Linked DNA regions of Homo sapiens: all the other regions are linked to region 4. Evidence: chromatin contacts called from ENCODE Hi-C or POLR2A ChIA-PET data. All regions are on one chromosome and are shown on one strand. Each heading gives the region's core, a stretch centred on a gene start or an enhancer-like site at or near the end of the contact. The rest is flanking DNA. Distances are from core to core; before and after follow the strand shown.

Region 1 (3,531 bases), core at 506-3,005, 4.5 Mb before region 4:
TTTTTAAGCCCGTCGGAAAAGCGCAGTATTGGGGTGGGAGTGACCCAATTTTCCAGATGCCGTCCATCACCCCTTTCTTTGATTAGGAAAGGGAACTCCCTGACCCCTTGTGCTTCCCAAGTGAGGCAATGCCTCGCCCTGCTTCGGCTCGCGCACGGTGCGCGCACCCACTAACCTGCGCCTACTGTCTGGCACTCCCTACTGAGATGAACCCGGTACCTCAGATGGAAATGCAGAAATCACCCGTCTTCTGCGTCGCTCACGCTGGGAGCTGTAGACCGGAGCTGTTCCTATTCGGCCATCTTGGCTCCTCCCCTCTCCCCTCTTTTTTAATTTAAAGAACATTTACAAATAATTAGCAACTTGTTCACTTTTAAGTCATACCAAAAACATGGCTGAAAATGTGCACTGCTATTGAGAAATCCGGGGTACAAATGAAAATACAAGTAAGTACAACATGTCAAGGACTAAATAACAAGCTCTCATTCTGTTAGCATCTGCCCCTTAATGATCTTAACATCCAAAGTGTTTGAGGCTTTGTGCCAAGAACTATAAAATAAATCAAGATTTTTTTTGTTCAAGAATGTATGAGTCAGGTATTCAAATTAGCTAACAAGTGACTTTTGTTTCATAATAATTACATTTTAGAACTGGAAGGAACCCGAGAGAGTACACTGATCTGTGTAGAGACAGACCCTCTTTATCTCTTTCAAGTACATTTACATTAGTAAATATACCCTTTTTATCCCTCTCAAGTACTAGTATAGTTACGTTAGTCACTCGACCCAAACCTTAATAGGCTGCCAAAACGTTTTCATAAACGAAATGAAATGGAAATAAAACAGTAAGAGAAGAGGTTATTCCATATGTTGAACTTTGGTCCTGGGCTCTAAGCTCACCACTGTTTTAGTTAATGTTCACATGCTCAGAGATTGTTCCCCAAACCTACATCTTGGTAAGGCAGCTGGCTCCTGAGGAGTGAGGCGTCTTGACACCCACTTCACTGGAATCAGTCTCCTTCAGCATCCTAAGGCACTCAGCTCTAATGAACTGCCCGGACTCCCGTTTGCATTATGATAAGCTCCTCTTTAGAACCTCTACTGTCTGCTTTTGACAGCCGACCTCAAGGAATACTGACTTAATCCAGGAATCCCAATAACATTTAATATTTATCTTCCTTTTCTGGGAGGAATCTACACTTATCCAAGTTGCCCAAGTGAGCAGTTCCCTCCCCACAAGTAATTAGTTCTACTCCCCAGAGGGTCTGTGAGTGAATCCCTCTGTCAGTTTTGAAATGTCCCATTATAGTTTTCATCTGTAAATATGTCAATATGTATCCAAAAGATGAGGATCTTTAAAAACGTAATCATAATGCTACTATCATATGTAAAAATGAAACATAATTCCTTAATATCATCAGATATCCAGTGTTTAAATTTTTCCAGTCTCATGTTTTTGTACATTTTTAAATAATCACATGTTTAAATCGTTTCCATCTCCAAGGCGTCGACCTCCCCTCCATTCTCCTGGGCGTCGCGCTTCCCTCTTTGTTTCCCGCCCTTGCGGTTCTGTCGGAACCTAACGAGCTTCCTTCCACCGCAAAAGAGCTGGAGAACAATGCTAGGCAACGTGCTGGAGACCTTGGCCCTCGGAACCCAAGTCACGCCTCCCATGTGAGCTCTGGAGGGAGAACTTTATGTGTTGCACTGAGGGCAGTCTCCGGAAACGCGATTCGCAGCGGGCGCCGGAAGCGGTGTTGTGTCTGCAGCTCTGGCAGAGGACTGTTCCACTAGACACGCTGAAGGGACTGGGTACGTGTTTTCCTTCAGGACCAGAGCTGAGAGGAGCTGGGATCGCGGCGGCAATGGAACGGGCCTCAGAAAGGCGCACGGCCAGCGCGCTTTTTGCGGGGTTCCGGGCCTTGGGACTTTTCAGCAACGACATTCCACACGTGGTGCGGTTCAGCGCGCTCAAGCGCCGGTTCTATGTAACAACCTGCGTGGGCAAGAGTTTCCACACCTATGACGTGAGTGACTTCTTTTGTTAGCTTCCCAGGAAAACCACCCTCCTTGGCCTCTAACTCTGTCCTGGAGCAGTCCGGTTCTCCCTTCCCATTTACCACGGGCTTCCCTTCTTTAACCCCTCCCTGTCCTATTAATATTTCGCCATCCGGTCACGTCCACGTGCTGATTTGGCACTTGCAGTCCTCCTGGGGCGTGTTTCAGAGGCAGCCTGGCCAAGGGGAAACTGCTAGAGAACATCTCAGTTGTATGGCAGTAATATTTGTTCAGTGAATATTTATTGACCTTCCCTTGAAGGTGGAAACATAATTAAGACAAACCTCTACCTCTTGCATTCTTAATGAGAGAGAAAAACATGCACGCTATTACGTTATTGGTGACACGAGCTGAGTTAGAAATTCACTCTAGGTAGAATACATTGGGAGAACCGGAGATGGTGAGATTAATTACCGTTAGGGAAAATATCTAATAGCAATCAGTTATTTTCAACTAACGCAAAGTGTCTGGCACTGTCACTCTAAGCCTTGCAGCCGTTTCTTTGCAACATAGGTGTCATTATACCGTAGCACCTTTATATAATCTATTAAAGTAAATTTCAGATAAATCACTTGTTAGTGATGATTTTTTCTCCTATAACAGTTCATCGATCATTGTAATAGTGTCTCTTGTTTACTTGTTTCTTTTGTCTTCTCCGAAAGAATGTAACCTCTGTGAGAACAGAAACCTTGATGAGGAGGATGATAATAGTCAGTGTTAATTAAGTACTTTCTTTTCTGGAAAACAGGTAGAGTTGTCTCTCTTGGAGGATTGTGAATATCAAATGGCTTATTAGCAAAAAGAGCTGGGAGGTAGGAACTAGTTGAGTTAGTGGAAAAGGAAAGTGAGGGCAGAGCTGAGGTGAAGAGCAATTGGGTTTCTCAGAGTCTGAGCTGGTAATGGAGACAGGGTGGGTTAGAACCATATTAATCATGTGAAAGTATTTAGTGTTACCATTCTCTGCACTTGTTCCTTGCTTGCTAACTTTTGCTTTTGCTGGTTAATGTTTTCTTCCTTGAAATGTAATTTTTCTGAGTTTATTACTGAAATAACTCTTGAAATCTTGTCTTTGGTACAGTGTCTTTCCTGACACTGCATTACACACAGACACAGGTGTTTTTCCCTATATTCTACTTCCAAAGAAACCCTGTGGTGAGGAGAGTAACATATTTGTACATTTTATAAAGTTAACAATTTACTTACTGTGTGTTGACATTTAGTCATAATAAAGATGGCTTTTAAGTTCTCCTCTAGTTCTAACACTGATGATACATTCGTAACATCATGGCATGTAAATGTTCTTTACCCAGACTGTACACTGCTCAGATTAACCAATGCATTGGGCTGTGACCTCTAAAACTGAAAATACTTGGGAGTAAAAAGAAAAAAAAAAGGAGCTAATGAACCTAAGTCACTAATTGGGTCTACAAGTGCTCTATCCCATGACTATGGCTATATATGCTGTCCCCAGTCA
Region 2 (3,421 bases), core at 765-3,264, 4.9 Mb before region 4:
TCCTTATTCTAAAAAAAAAAAAAAAAAGCTTCCTTTATTGCTCACTTAGGCTTTTTTAATACAATCATGTCATTATTTGACATTGCACTATATTTGACAGGATATATTTATCTGTTCTTTGTCTCCCTAAACTAGAATGTCAGTTCTAACAATGCAAGCACCTTGTCTGGCTTATTTATCATTCTATCCTTATTGCTTAAAATAGTATCTGACACGAGATAGGTGCTTAATAAATATATTTTTGTTAAACAACTGTATGGATATACACTTTAAATAATAAATTATTAATCAATAATAATTATTTGATATTTGCATTCCTGCTTATTTTTTTCCTATTATGAGCAAGCATGCCATAAACATATGTATGTTATCCATGCCAGAAACATGTAAAAAACCCCTATATTTGTTTTCTAAGATTTTGGAGTCAAAAAATATGGTTATTTTTACAGTTTTTGATACATAGTGCCAAACTGCTCTCCATCAGAAAGTTATGTTTTATATCACTTCAGAAATTAATGAAAGCTACTTTCTTCTCACCTGGAAAGACAATGTGCATTTTCCCTTTTAAACACCTTAATACGTGAAAGATAATTAAGATTTACCTTTTTTCAATTAGTAAAGGACTTTTTATATGATATTATCTATTTACACTTCCTTTTTTTGTATGAATTGCCTCTACATGTCCTTTGCTCATATTTCTGATTTGCCTTTATTCATTGGTATGAACTCTTTGTACATTAAAGCTACTGTTCCATTGTTTAAACCATGTTAAAATGTCATTTTTCTGTTTGTGATTTGCCTTTCAATTGTGATTACTATATATTTTAAAATTTACTATATGGACATTTAAATTTTATACAGTCAAGAGACTCAACACCTTTGCCCAAGCTGCATCGCAATCAAATTTAAGAATGTCAATTCGTTATTTAAAAATGTTAATTATACATTTTAATGTACGCTATCAAAATATCTCATGTAACCCATAAATATATACACCTACTATACACCCATAAAAAATAAAAAGTGATAAAACCACAGAAAAAAATGTCAGTTCAATCAAAACAAAGTTGATTATCACTCTCAATCAAGGTTCGCATCTGGAAGATCGAGAACTGCACGTCAGAGTTCTCTTGGAAAAGCTCTAGGAATCCTGGGCTTCCAACGAGTTGAAGGAACATAGGATGAAACCATGGAAGTCTTCCTCAGATCTGGGGAGGGAGCCTGGCCCAAGAGCCCGTGGAGCTAATGAAAACAGGTAGTAGGGGACGCTCTACAGTAGTCCTCTCAGTTATTCAATTAGAGGTCCCAATTTTGAACGATATAACTGGGATTTCAATACCCTGAGTGATTTAGACACATCAGAAAAAAATACGACAGAAAACTATAGTTTCTTTACAGCCTTAGAAAAGGAAAACGCGTAATTTCTAACTCCAGGAGGACAGTATTCGAGTACGTGGGTTTCTTTCACCCCCGACGTGCACTTCAACTTTTAAAATGCTTGCTCTGGTGGTCCACAGTACTTTCGCGTTCACTGGGCGGTACCATATCTCTCAATAGATTTGATCCAAAACCCCAAGTGCGGGAGACAAAGCTAGGTGGAACGTTATTAACCCTCCACAACTCCAACCTCTACTAGCTTCCTCGGAGCAGGCGAGGCACCAGGCCCGTGAGAAAACACTGAGATCTGGGGCGTAGCTGTGACATGGGGTATTTCTGGCCGGGATCTCACCGGGTAGGCTCCACCCGCGGGTTATCGGCTCCCTCCAAGAAGCATCTTTGAACTCCTCCCATGCAGGCCCTATTCCTACACCAGTTCTCTTTCTGGAATCTCTTTGGTACTGTGTTTCATTAATCCCACAACCATATTCCCACCTATTCCCTAACGACAACAAACTTTTAAGGTCCAGGTTACCGCCGCGTCTCCCTAGCAACCGTGCCCTTTAATGGTTGCCGGAAGAGGCTATAATCACGTGCTCCGAAGACTTCCGGGTTTCCAACGTGACTTCCGGTTGTCAGAATTTACCCCTGACGCGGCGGCGGCCGACGGGAAGCTGTGTGTGCTTAGGTCGTGGTGGCCCCGGTGGTGGTGGGCTCCGGGCGGGCTCGCGTCATCCTGCCCCCGCTGCGATGCATCCGCGGCGCCCGGACGGATTTGATGGCTTGGGCTACCGGGGTGGTGCCCGGGACGAGCAGGGCTTTGGCGGCGCCTTCCCTGCAAGGTCCTTCAGCACCGGGTCGGACCTGGGCCACTGGGTGACGACTCCCCCAGATATCCCCGGCAGCCGCAACCTGCACTGGGGCGAGAAGAGCCCGCCCTACGGCGTGCCCACCACCTCCACCCCGTACGAAGGCCCCACGGAGGAACCCTTTTCCAGTGGCGGCGGCGGCAGTGTGCAGGGGCAGAGCAGTGGTGAGAAGCATGGGGACCGACACAGGGATGAGGGGTTACTGGGGCCGCGGCTTGCGGCCTGCAGACCCCGGAAGCGGCGCAGAGGATCCCGCCTCCTATTCCTTCTCATCCTATCGCGCGCCACACCCTTTGCCCTCCTTTGGTCCTCTGCCCCTGAGGCTGGCCTCCTCTTCCTCACAAACGAATTCTCCTGGATCAACTCCAAAAAAGACATCTGCCTTAGCTATGGGGTGCATAGCAGGAATTTTTAGAGGTTTTGGTGTCTCAACTGATGGTCTGAGTTAAAAAGGAGATTGGATTATTAACTGTTCCCTGATTCACTTTGGCAGCTCTATTTTCTTGATTTAATTAATTAATTAATGTGTTTACTTGTAGTTTTGTGTTCTGAAAAGAGAAGCCTTTCAGCATAAGCATACTTGGGTTCAAACTTGGTTGTGCCACTCGTAATCTGAACAACTTAACCTCTGTGAGCCCTCAGTTTTCTCATCTTTAAGATGTGTAGAAGAATCCTGTATGGGACACATAGGCTAAAAAAAAAAAGTTTCCTTCCTTTTCCTTTTTGAACACAGGAGTTTTGTCTGCTTTTCAGATCCCCAGTCTAGAAAGTTTCCTTCCTATAATTTTCCTTTCTGCTTTCCTTCTGCTGACCTAAAAACTACATATAAAAGTTAGAAACACTGATACAATTTCAAGATAGGACTTCGGAATCATGACATAATTATTCTCCATGGGATGTCAGAAAAGCTGCAACACTGCATGATGTAGATATTTTCAACATCCTTTTTTATTCATAAAATGTGAATAATGGCTACCTCTTTCTATTCTTCTGGAATTGTTAGAATAATAGATTAATGGTATTAATATTAAATTTATTGTAGAAATCAGCTTTATTCTTATTTCCTCGACTTTGACTTGGAAGTACAATAATATTTAACTAAGAAGAACAGACTAACGAATGTCTAGTGAGTAAATGAGGATGTGAAGAAAGATAGATGACTTACCTAGCTAATT
Region 3 (3,690 bases), core at 381-2,880, 3.4 Mb after region 4:
TTTTTTAAATAAGTTTCGGGTTTTTTTTTTTTCCCCACATCAGATGGGTAATGTGCAGATGATGGCGCAACAAGGTTTGAGGGAGGGACGTCTCACACAAGTGTGAACACACAATCATCCCACTTATGAACTAAAAAGTATCTCGTAAGTAGCTTTTTATTGTCAGACAAAGTAAATGTACATTGCAAAAAATGTAGTAAAAATAAAAGGAAATAAATTTACTAGTACTCGTCCCACCCTAGTATTATTATAGTTTGAAGTCTTCATACTACAACAAAAGGGGGAGTTTCTTTATTTTCTTTTCTCTCTTTTTTTTTTTTTTTTTTGACTTTCTCTCTTGTTGCCCAAGCTGGAGTGCAATGACACGATCTTGGCTCACTGCAACCTCCGTCTCCCAGGTTCAAGCGATTCTCTCGCCTCAGCTTCCCAGTAGCTGGGATTACAGGCGCGTGCCACCATGCCAGGCTAATTTTTTAATTTTTAGTAGAAACTGGGTTTCACAATGTTAGCCAGGCTGGTCTCGAACTCCCAACCTCAGGTGATCCCCCCGCCCCCACCTCGACTTACCAAAGTGCTGGGATTACAGGCGTGAGCCATCGTGCCTGGCCTATTGGAGAGTTTTGAGGGTTGTTTGTTTTGAGACGGGATCTCACTCTGTCACCCAGGCTGGAGTGCAACGGGGGTCTTGGCTCACTACAACCTCTGCCTCCCGGGTTCAAGTGATTCTCCTGCCTCAACCTCCCGAGTAGCTGGGATTACAGGTGGGAGCCACCACGCCCGGCTAATTTTTGTATTTTTAGTAGAGAAGGGGGTTTCACTATGTTGGCCAGGCTGGTCTCGAACTCCTGACCTCGTGATTCACCCTCCTCGGCCTCCCAAAGTTCTGGAATAATAGGCGTGAGTCACCGTGCCTGGCCTATTTGGAGAGTTTCTATACACATTCATGCAACATTTACAGAACACCCTGAATGGGTGGGACTGGTGCGGTGCTAGACATTAAGGACAGACTTGTGTCCTGTTCCTCTGTATTCCAAAGAGGCTTACGGTATACAGGGGGAGACATATAAACAGATGTTTGTCAATTATAATACAAAACTTGTGTCAAAATACAATGAGAGTTGAATCTCAGTTTGTAGCTGTGACTCTGATCATTCTGGAATTCCTAGGTTCTTTTCCAAAACAAACGCTCAATGCAGGGCTGGTGTGTTGTTATTACCAGCACTATTTCAAATCACGTGTTAAGATAACTTAGGCTAAGAAAATACCACTTTCCTACTTGTCAAGTGTTCGAGCCTTTCAAAAACCATCCCGTTTAGGGACTTGGAAACACGCGCAAGGCTGGAGAAACCATTAAGCTGCTAACGTAGACGTTTCAAGGGTCACATTTACTCAAGAGACACTCAGGTCGCCCGGGGGAGCGGTGCATATTGGGACTTGTAGTCCTACCAGAACCGAGGAAACTGCAACTCCCTTTAGGATGCACTTCTCCCCTTTAAATTTTCTGGCCCAACAGTTAGATGACGCCCTAACCTAAAGCACAACTTACCACATCTCACTCATTCTGGGTTCATCAGGCTTCTGCCAGGCTTATCAGGTTCAAGCTCAAACGCACGGCGTTCTCCTGTAGAAGCCTCAAAGAGATTGGCTTATTCTCGGTGGTGGGCGGAGCCCTAGGTGGACCGGGGGTCGGGATTGGCCAGTTTCTGACTAGAAGAGGCGTTTTTATGTTCACTTGCTGATACGCACGCTGTGGTAAAAAAGTGAATTCTTTACCACAGTAGCAGCTGCCCCGAGCGAAGTCTCGCGATATTTCGGCCGCAGGGATCCAGAGGCGCGTAGTGAGTGGCGGAGGACTGTGGGGGTGGCGGGCACCGGAGCCGGGAAGGGACAGGTCAGGCGGGGAGTGCGAGCGCGTACTGCTTGCGCCACTCGGGCTGGGTCAGGAGCGGCTGCCCGAGGTCCAGAGGAAGTGTGTGGACAGCGCGGCCTTCCTGGCCGGTGAGTCGGCCCCGGGTCGTGGCCGGTGAGGGGACCCTGAGCTTCACCTGGGCTAGCGCGGGGAGTGACAGGTGCGCGAAGGAGCGCGGCGCTCCGCCCTCTCGCCGACCCGCCCCCTCCGGGCCTCGCCCTCCGGGGCTCGGGATGAGTCGCGGGCCCCAGCTGAGCGGCTCCGGCTCCAGGCGCCTGTCGCTGCTTCTGCCGTCGCCACCGAAGAGCGGCCGCCGCCCCTGAGGGAAGGAGGGAGGGAAGCAGCCGCTGACCCGTGGCATGAGCTGGATGCGGTGTCCGTTGCAGGACTAGGGCGCCGACATGAACCTGCACCAGGTGCTGACCGGGGCTGTGAACCCTGGCGACCACTGCTTCTCCGTGGGCAGCATTGGCGACCAGCGCTTCACGGTGAGTGAGGGAGGCCCTCGCGTCGCCCGTGGCCCGGCCTTTGCCCGTCATTCTGGGCCGAGCTTGGCCCAGAACGACGGGCAGAGGCGCGAGGTCTTGTCTCCCCAGGGGGGTCCTTACCACCCAGAACCCAGCAGACCTGGCCCTTGAGAACTAAGGAAGCAAAACCATGTCGGTCAGTGAGGTACTGTATGGAGCCTGAACTCAAGTTAGAATATTTTGTAGGATTTTTAAAGTTTTTGGTCTGTCTGCCTTGGGCCAGGGTGCTTTGCCAAAGTCGTTTGTTCAAAAATCTTTGTTGAGTAACGAGTTGGGGGCTTTTTTATACCATTCTATAGGTTCAAATTGTCAAATTTAGGAATAGTGGAGATTGGTTTCATTTTGTATTCTAAGTTAAGGTCAAGTATCTTTGTAGTTAAAAAGTGGGTGTCTCAAAACAATTACCAATTGTTTGCCATCAACAACTAGCCTTGAGAACAGTGTTTTTCATTTATTTTCTTTTCTAATTCCCTGAGAAATAACTTCGGAAAGAAAAAAAAGCCTTTTCATTTTTAAAAATATTTCTTGGATATTTTACAATAACCTGGTAATCCCAGGTTAAGGTTGCTTAACTTGCTTTTCATTGGTCACATATTGACAAGAAGAGGGCACCAAATTTCGGGCTACTTGTCAGTATAGTGGCATTTTTCTACCTTAACTATAGGTTTTTTTTTAATAACAATTTCAAAATATAAGTCAGTAATTGCACATGATACTTTTATCTACATAAATTTATAATGCTAATGATTTTTGCTACAATTTGTGTAGATACCTCTTTAGTTGTGATTAAAAGTAAAACTTGTCACTGCCTGGGAATACTAAGTGCTGTAGGCTTTTTTCTTTAAAAAAAATAAAAGTAAAACTTAATTTTGTATAAGTGACACAAAGTAAACAACGTAACCAATGCCCCAGGTTTAGGAGTGTTAAATTTCTAATCTTTTTCTCTGCTTTTAATTTTTCTGTGGTCTTTGTTGGTCAGAATAAATAATACTCAGCATTTAAAATGGTGGAGGCATTTAATGCCTGAATTGTACTTTTAGAATTGTGCCAAGAAGCATTTTGTTTTCAAATAGAGACTGTACCTCCCCTTTAGATTGACTCATACACATCTTAATTATCGGGATTCCAATTCTAAATGTTTGCCCAGCCTGAATACTTGGGAAAAGAGTGAGCTCTGAGGGTCCCAGTGAGCAACTATAGTTTCCTTACACCTGGGCATTGCTCTCTGCTCTTGCTGCTTGAGAGGAAAGTAAA
Region 4 (3,682 bases), core at 586-3,085:
TTTATCACAATTCCTGCTATCTTCTTTTCTGTCCCCTGGTGCTAATCCATGAAGGTAAGTAAGCCTAAGGGTCATCCTTGGCCTCCCCTCCCTGACCCACTATAGCCAAATCATTACCAAGTCCTGTTGATTCTACCTACTACCTTCTCTCCAATCCTTTCACTTTTCATTTACCCCACTGCTATCACTCTACTCTAAGCCACTATCATTTCTTGTCTAGACCACCATAATAACCTCCTAATCAGCCTTCCACATCCGCTCTGCAACATCTTACCATCACTTCTCTACCTGCACAAGTTATTATTAATGCAGCTACCAAGAATATTCTCGTCATATCACTGAACTGCTTATAACCCTCTGATGGCTTCCTACACTTTCAGGAAAAACAAATCCTTAACATGGTCAGCAAGACACTATCTGGCCTGCCCCTGCTGACCCCCTTGCTCTGGCTCCTTATTCCCAACCATATTGGACCTCTCTCTATGGCCCTGAAATTCTCAGTGTTCACTACTACCACAGGCTATTCCCCCTCCTCCCTTACCAAGGTGTTTATAGCTCATCCTTTAAAGTTCAGCTTAAAATAATTTTCCAAAGGAAGTCTTCCTTCATGGATCCTACTTACTGCTCTTAAGGCACAGTTCTGATGAATGAGCAGATACCAGTTAAGAAAAGCAGGGTGAGAGGGGAATCATGAATGATGGCAGTGACCCTATCTGTTTCGACCACTTCTGTACCACTGGCACCTAGTATTCAATAGCTACTCAAATGTTAAATGCGCCTACCAACCAAAATTGAAGCTCAGTAAAGACTGTTCTAACCAACCGAATAAACCACATTCTGTTAAAGTTTCTTTTTTATATAATCCCAAATATCAGAAGGGGCCTCTCATTTATCACAGCAATTCTTTCTACAACTCCCTTGGCAAATGGCCGTTCAACCTGTAATGGAGCTCTTCCAATGACAAGGACCGTATTAACCAACAGTCCTAATATTGGTAAAACTGAAAAGCAATGAAGTTAGACATTGGCAGCACTCCAAATCCAATTAAATTGGAGGTGTGGATTAGAGAGTAGAGGGTTGACACTGGGTACTACAGAGTATAAATGATTTTCTTTAAGGGAATCTTTTAAGGAAGAAAGTTCAATAGGCCTTAAAAATGAGATGGAAAGAAATGCTAAAGGGAGCATTTCTGGAATTCATATATTTTAACACCCGGTCTTAACATCTCTCACCCAAGGTTTATTAGAGGAAAGTCAAATGCTGGGCATCAGCTACCTAGAAGCGATTTTTGAATTAGCCTAAGAACGGGGAAACACGGACAGGAAAGTGCCATCCCTCAAGTTACACCCCCAATCCTGGAGCCGCGAGTTGGGGCCCAGGGACTGCTAGGCCCCTGATACCTGGAACTCCAGGGTGCACTTGGTGCCCTGAGCGATGTCCTCGTAGAAGCACTGCTTGGCGTTGTCAGGAAGCTCGAAGGTGATCTCAGAGGCGCCGCCGGGTCCAGGCACCAGTAGCAGCAGTGCGAGCAGCCTGCACCCCCAACGGCCCGCGACGGCCGCCCAGCGCTGCGCGGACCCCGGCCGCGGCATCCCGAGAAGGCGGCGGCGGCCTCAACCGAGCTGCGAGACGCAGGGTCAGGTCTGCGCGGACTCACCGCGCGCGGCAGGCCTCAGCGCAGGCCACCCCGCAAAGATACACAGCAGAGCAGGTTCACGCCTGTGGGAGATTCGGGATCAGAGCGACCCTCCGGCTTCCTGTGAGGGGCGCAGACGGGCGGACCTGGGGAGGTAAAAGAGAAGCGGAAAAGGCCTGAGAGGGTCGGAAGTGGGGATTAGCCTTTCGGGGGGTGAAGGGGCGGAGCCTGAGACACCGGCTCCCGTGACCCGGATGCGTTCTTCTCCGGGAACACGCGTTGGAGTGCGTACGTGGAAGCCCGCGAGGCGTTGGCTCTGCCTCCGTTGCAGCCTGGGACGAGGGGCGGGGCCAGAGTCGTGGGCGGAGAGGGGCGAGACCAGGAAACGGGGCGTGGCGGCCGCCGTGGTTACAGGCGGTTGGCGAGGGTAATTACGCTCCAATCACTGGCTTTTTTTGTTGTTTTTTTTTTTTTTTTTTTGAGACAAGAGTCTCGCCCTGTCACCCAGGCTGGAGTGCAGTGGCGCGATCTGCGCTCACTGCAACCTCCGCTGGGAACTTAGCGCTGGGGAGCATCTAGGGAGTGGTAAAGGGCTCATTTTGCCCTAGGGTGCTAATCGTTGGTGGTAGAGCGCTTTGCAATTTGCGGAGTTTTCTCATAAGTAATAATAAATATTTGGGGGAAGCAGCTGGGCAAGGAGCGCGAATTCTAAGAGCAGACTGCAGGAGTGCTTAATCCCTGCTTTGCCACGTACTGGCTGTGTGACGTCCGGCCACTTGCTTAAATTCTCTGCCTCAGTGTGTATCTGTAGAATGGAGATAATAGCACCTACCATAGAGAATTATTACAAAGTACCAATATTTGGAAAAAGTACCTAGAAGTGGTTGGTACATAGCAAGCACTAGATGAACTTTTGTTAAATTAAACGTCACAGTGCAATCAATACATTACATACCACAAGATAGGCAAAAATTTTAAGTGTAACAATAACAGATATTGGTCGACTTATAGAGCCACAAAACCTCTTATACACTGCTAGTGAAAAAGTAAATTGGTTAATCAAGTTGGAAAACAATGTGCCATTATCTAATAAAGTAGAATATATGTATACACACACAGAACACACACACCTATATACAGTGTGTGTGTGTGTGTGTGTATATATGTATATATATATATATATATATAGCCTGGAATATGTAGCCACAGCCTGGAAATTCCATTTTACATATATTTATGGAGTATATGCTTTAGAGCAGTGGTTCTCAAGTGTTGCTCTGAAGTCCCCAGAAGCCTCCTGAAACCCTTTCAGAGGGTATGTAATGATCTGTATGAAGCTGGATTTTCATTATATATTTCAACCAAAACAGCATAACAGATTGAATATCAAAGGAAATGAGCACCCAGCTTCTTCCTTAAATCTAGATATGAAAGATTTACAAAAATAAGGTCACTCTTCTTGCTAAATTTTTATTTCGAAAATATTTTTATTAAAAGATGTGTTATTTATGTAAATGTGTGCAGTGAGTTGAATTGTGTCCCCCTAAAAAATACATGTCCAAGTTTCAACCCCTCCACCCCTGTGAATATGATTTTATTTGGAAATAGGGCTTTTGCAGATGTAATTAAGTTAAGGCCCTCAAGATGAGGTCATCCTGGGACTTAGGGTGGGCCCTAAATCTAAAGACTGTTATCCTTATGGTATGGTTTGGCTGTGTCTCCACCCAAATATCATCTTGAATTGTAGTTCCCATAATCCCCACATGTCACGGAAGGGACCCGGTGGGAGGTAATTGAATCATGGAGGCAGATTTTTCCCATGCTGTTCTGGTGATAGTGAATAAGTCTCATGAGATCTGATGGTTTTATTGTAGTTCCCATAATCCCCATGTGTCATGGGAGGGACCTGGTGGGAGGTAACTGAATCATGGGGGCGGGTTCTTCCCATTCATTTATGTTTCCCATAAAGCAGTATTGTGTTTATAATGCATTATTTGTGTTTATAAACATATAATGCACGTATAATGCATTATTCATGTTTATAAA
Region 5 (3,559 bases), core at 171-2,670, 4.4 Mb before region 4:
GTTGAGGGATGCATGACTATATATATTTTCAATTTCCAATCAGCTAGGAATCACATTCCTGTAACTACTTGATTGGATATTTTTGGTTGTTTGTTCACCAGTATAGCAGGCAGGCTTTTAAGAATAATAAATCCATAAATTAGATTAAAATATTGGACCATATTAATGGTTGGTGCTATCAGGAATGGAGACTTACTAGGAAGAGTTTAGCGCATGTTGGAGGAAACTCAGGAAAAAAAAAAGGCCAAAAGTAACACCTGTGAAGTAAGGTGAAAGCGCCTGGAGCTATTTAGCCAGAAATGAGTTGTGGTATAATAACTGTCATAGATATGTATCAGAACATGACTAATTGTTGTTCGTCTTTGCTGAAATCTGAAAAGAAAAAAGTTCAAGGGTAGTTTAAGTGATGTATGTTTAATACTGAGAAGAAGAGCCATGACAGCTGATGGACAGGACATAAGAATGCTTATCATGGGATACATCTCTTGGGAAGAGAAAAAGGGCTTTTACATGTAGCAGTCTTCCCTGTCATGAATGAGGACAGGTCCTGCCTTAAGGCAGAGGGTTTACTAGTTGGCTTCCACAAGGCCCTTCTAGAACTGTAATTCTGAGCCACTTCAGATGCTGAGATTGAACTCGACACAGCCAAGTATCTCCTCTTTTAGGAGCTCCAGCAGTGCCGAGGAGGCAGTGCCACCAGCAGCGACGACAGCATTTATTCCAACTGAAGACTTCACTCAAAGGTGAGTCAGGTCAGTGTGGACCTGGGCGCTTCCTTTTCCTCCAGCTCTCACTGGGTCCAGGCACAGGAGCCCTGAGGGATCGGCGACCACAGTACTCCCTCCCCGGCCACCAATATAAGCTTTGACAGAGGATGGCTGGTTAGCTGGTGTTAGGTGGGAGGGACTCGCCACGGAGACGCGCTCAAGGAGGGATGAGTTGCGCCACCACCACCTAGGTCCCTCTCTCGCTATCCGGCGGGGCCGCCCGGACCCAGGTGCTGCCAGGGTACGCCTGGCGCCCGCCATCCCAGAGCAGCGTCCCGCTGCGCACGGTCTCCCTCCAGCTCCGGTCCCCGCGGGAGGGCGCGTGGGATGATGCGCGGGTCCTTGTGCCTTCCCCAAGCTCCAGCATCCGGAGCCGCCCTAGCCGGCACCGCGGCAGCCACAGCCTGGGAGAGAGAAAGGAAAGAGGGAGGGCGGCGGGAAAGGCTCGGCGCGGGAGGAGGGCGGGTGAGGAGGGAAGGAGCGAGGGGGAGGGAGCCTCTCTCCTCAGCGGTGCAGCTAGTCTCCCTCCAGCGGGCGGCGACTCCGGGTTCCCCCTCGCGCCCTCTCGCAGAGGCTCGCCCCCTTCCCCGCCCACCGTCCCTGCGAGCGCGGGCGGCGGCGGTGGGCGTGTGCGCGCGTGAAGGACGCCGCCTCTCTCTCGCTCCTGCGTTCGCAGGCGGCGGCTGGCGGCCGGCTTCTCGCTCGGGCAGCGGCGGCGGCGGCGGCGGCGGCTTCCGGAGTCCCGCTGCGAAGATGCTCAAAGTCACGGTGCCCTCCTGCTCCGCCTCGTCCTGCTCTTCGGTCACCGCCAGTGCGGCCCCGGGGACCGCGAGCCTCGTCCCGGATTACTGGATCGACGGCTCCAACAGGGATGCGCTGAGCGATTTCTTCGAGGTGGAGTCGGAGCTGGGACGGTAAGGCGCGGGCTCCGGCTGGGGAAGCCCGCGGCGTGCACTGGGGGTTGTCCCTCTCGCAGCGACGGCTCGGAGGGTGCGGGAGCCTGCCTTCGTGCCCTTCGATTTCTCCCTACCTAGTTAGTGTCTTGAGAGAGAGCTAACCTTCATTCAGGTGCGGCTCGAGTCCTTCCCACCCCACCAGAGCGCCTAGGCCGGTGCAGCTGTAGGATCAGCCCGACTCCCTCCCACCTTCCCTCCTTCTCGCAGGCTGCCACTTCCCTTGGGTGACAGCTCCCACCGCACGTGGGCCCTGCTTTCCCAATTGATATCTTTGCTCACGATTATAGCTTGCCAGAGGGTCCTGTTTGTCTAGTTATTGTTTAGGGTGGGGGCCGGAGGGTGCCCCTCCAAATCAAGACAGAATTATTAAGTTAGATTCCTCCTCCTTCCCCTCGTCAAGCTCTCCAAAGCAAGTGACACGAGAAATTAAACTTAAATACTAGCTTCCCTGCAGAGTCTGCTCAGGAGTGAAGGGAGAAATGAATCATTTAAGAGAGTTGAAGGCAGAATAATGAACTAGTGTGGCTTTAAAGAGAAAGCAGCATATGGGATCCAGGCAGTGGTAATTAGTGAGAATGCTGCTGCTTCCCTTCTTTCATGGGCTGGAGTGATTTATTTAAATTATATATGCAACAGACCATCTCCCTAGGATTGCAGATATGTCCCCTATCCCTCCTCTGAAGATCCAAACAGGTAGCAGTTTGGCCTTCTGCATGATTCCATATGCTTTCGTATTTGTATCCATTGAAAATTATAGTTTTCTTTCCCTTACTTCCTTTTTTTTTGTCTTTTCTCTCTGTTATCCATAGGTAAGGAGATTTATTTTCAACACTTATTTTAGATCCAGGCTCTTTAGTATAGGGAATCTGAAGATGTAATTTCAACGGTTGACAAGTTGCAGCTTCTGTACTTACTACTCCTTTGCAATTTCATTTTTCATTCTCTTTTTGCTGGAAATAGTATTGCTAACAGCCTTTTTATTTTTTCAAGTCATTGGAGGATCCAGAGCAGGATTCTGGATGTTGGTATTTAGTGGGAAGATGTAATGATCACTGCCCACTCTCCCCCCACTTTGCTAGTACTATTGAAGGCTCATTGAATATAGATGTGTAAAATAGGCAAACTTCTGAATGAAAATTCAGTGATTTGTCACTGTTAAAAATGTTTTGAAGTATTTGAGCACTGAATAATGTATACATAAACATCCATTTTTGATCAAGTTTTTCAGTATTCATCTGAAGATCTATTATATATATAGGTGGAAATGAAAGGACAATGATGTCGATTTTTGTAAGGTCCAAAACATGCCTGTTATTAATTGTATGATGCGTGACAGTGGAACCATGTAAACCTCTGAGTAAAGGGATGATCTACTTAAAATTGTTTACTGGGTGTTTTATAAACTACTGTGTAGTAGAGGAAGTGCCTGATGCTGCTGCAGGGACTGTCCCAGTAGCACATCTGTTTTCAGAGTAACATTAACCCTAGATGCCTCAAATAGGCTGACTTATCCACACACGTTGTCTTTATGAATAAGCTTCATCGTCATGAAACTCAAGAAATTCACTTTAATTTGAAAAATGGGAAAAAAATAAACTGCCAATTGTATACCCCTATGAGATGGTAGCCTGCATAGGAAAAAACTGAGAAATTTGAAGTTTGGGTTTTTTATTTTTCAGTTCAGAATTACGTGTTGCAGTAAATTTTGGAGGACAAATATTAATCGGTTATACAGAAGCTTCTCAACTTATGATGGTGTTATGTCCCAATAAGCCCACTGTAGTTGAAAATATCAGAAGTTGAAAATGCATTTACTACACCTGTGCTAACAAACGT

The links. Hi-C counts contacts between places; a loop is a spot of excess contacts on that map. ChIA-PET counts read pairs that join two places held with the same protein, here RNA polymerase II (POLR2A). Pooled maps may share reads with other maps.
Region 1: a map of B cell shows a loop between it and region 4 (12-fold over the local background). The contact joins the promoter of WDR36 here to the promoter of TMED7-TICAM2 in region 4. A Hi-C loop is called at or near these places in 2 of 168 maps with a recorded cell type or tissue (B cell and naive thymus-derived CD4-positive, alpha-beta T cell) and 8 of 50 pooled maps. POLR2A ChIA-PET finds 5 or more read pairs at or near these places in 1 of 52 experiments (T-cell).
Region 2: a loop to region 4 is called in a map of CD8-positive, alpha-beta T cell, with 7 times the contacts of the local background. The contact joins the promoter of SLC25A46 here to the promoter of TMED7-TICAM2 in region 4. A Hi-C loop is called at or near these places in 2 of 168 maps with a recorded cell type or tissue (CD8-positive, alpha-beta T cell and naive thymus-derived CD4-positive, alpha-beta T cell) and 9 of 50 pooled maps.
Region 3: a map of CD8-positive, alpha-beta T cell shows a loop between it and region 4 (5-fold over the local background). The contact joins the promoter of DMXL1-DT here to the promoter of TMED7-TICAM2 in region 4. A Hi-C loop is called at or near these places in 1 of 168 maps with a recorded cell type or tissue (CD8-positive, alpha-beta T cell) and 13 of 50 pooled maps. POLR2A ChIA-PET finds 5 or more read pairs at or near these places in 1 of 52 experiments (MCF 10A).
Region 5: a map of CD4-positive, alpha-beta memory T cell shows a loop between it and region 4 (9-fold over the local background). The contact joins the promoter of CAMK4 here to the promoter of TMED7-TICAM2 in region 4. A Hi-C loop is called at or near these places in 1 of 168 maps with a recorded cell type or tissue (CD4-positive, alpha-beta memory T cell) and 6 of 50 pooled maps. POLR2A ChIA-PET finds 5 or more read pairs at or near these places in 2 of 52 experiments (OCI-LY7 and naive thymus-derived CD8-positive, alpha-beta T cell).

Annotation. Positions count from the first base shown.
Region 1 is chr5:111,090,593-111,094,123 of GRCh38, forward strand. WDR36 (WD repeat domain 36) reads left to right here and starts at 1,756. Exons shown (of 23, transcript NM_139281.3): 1 at 1,756-2,026. The coding sequence starts at 1,865. RefSeq lists an enhancer at 1,606-2,045.
Region 2 is chr5:110,736,993-110,740,413 of GRCh38, forward strand. It overlaps SLC25A46 (solute carrier family 25 member 46), which reads left to right and starts at 2,015. Exons shown (of 8, transcript NM_138773.4): 1 at 2,015-2,410. The coding sequence starts at 2,128. It also overlaps a transcript of TMEM232 not described here. RefSeq lists enhancers at 1,598-1,647, 1,898-2,027, 2,038-2,107, 3,352-3,421.
Region 3 is chr5:119,069,260-119,072,949 of GRCh38, forward strand. DMXL1-DT (DMXL1 divergent transcript) reads right to left here and starts at 1,631. Exons shown (of 3, transcript NR_134250.1): 1 at 1,547-1,631. DMXL1 (Dmx like 1) reads left to right here and starts at 1,828. Exons shown (of 44, transcript NM_001290321.3): 1 at 1,828-2,397. The coding sequence starts at 2,311. LOC124901209 (small nucleolar RNA U13) reads right to left here and starts at 141; the gene lies at 38-141. RefSeq lists silencers at 1,595-1,674, 1,985-2,264.
Region 4 is chr5:115,624,201-115,627,882 of GRCh38, forward strand. TMED7-TICAM2 (TMED7-TICAM2 readthrough) reads right to left here and starts at 1,836. Exons shown (of 4, transcript NM_001164469.4): 1 at 1,401-1,836. The coding sequence starts at 1,592. TMED7 (transmembrane p24 trafficking protein 7) reads right to left here and starts at 1,836. Exons shown (of 3, transcript NM_181836.6): 1 at 1,401-1,836. The coding sequence starts at 1,592. RefSeq lists a silencer at 1,492-1,561 and an enhancer at 1,732-1,901.
Region 5 is chr5:111,222,964-111,226,522 of GRCh38, forward strand. It overlaps CAMK4 (calcium/calmodulin dependent protein kinase IV), which reads left to right and starts at 1,421. Exons shown (of 11, transcript NM_001744.6): 1 at 1,421-1,681. The coding sequence starts at 1,521. RefSeq lists enhancers at 550-649, 1,610-1,659 and a silencer at 1,010-1,499.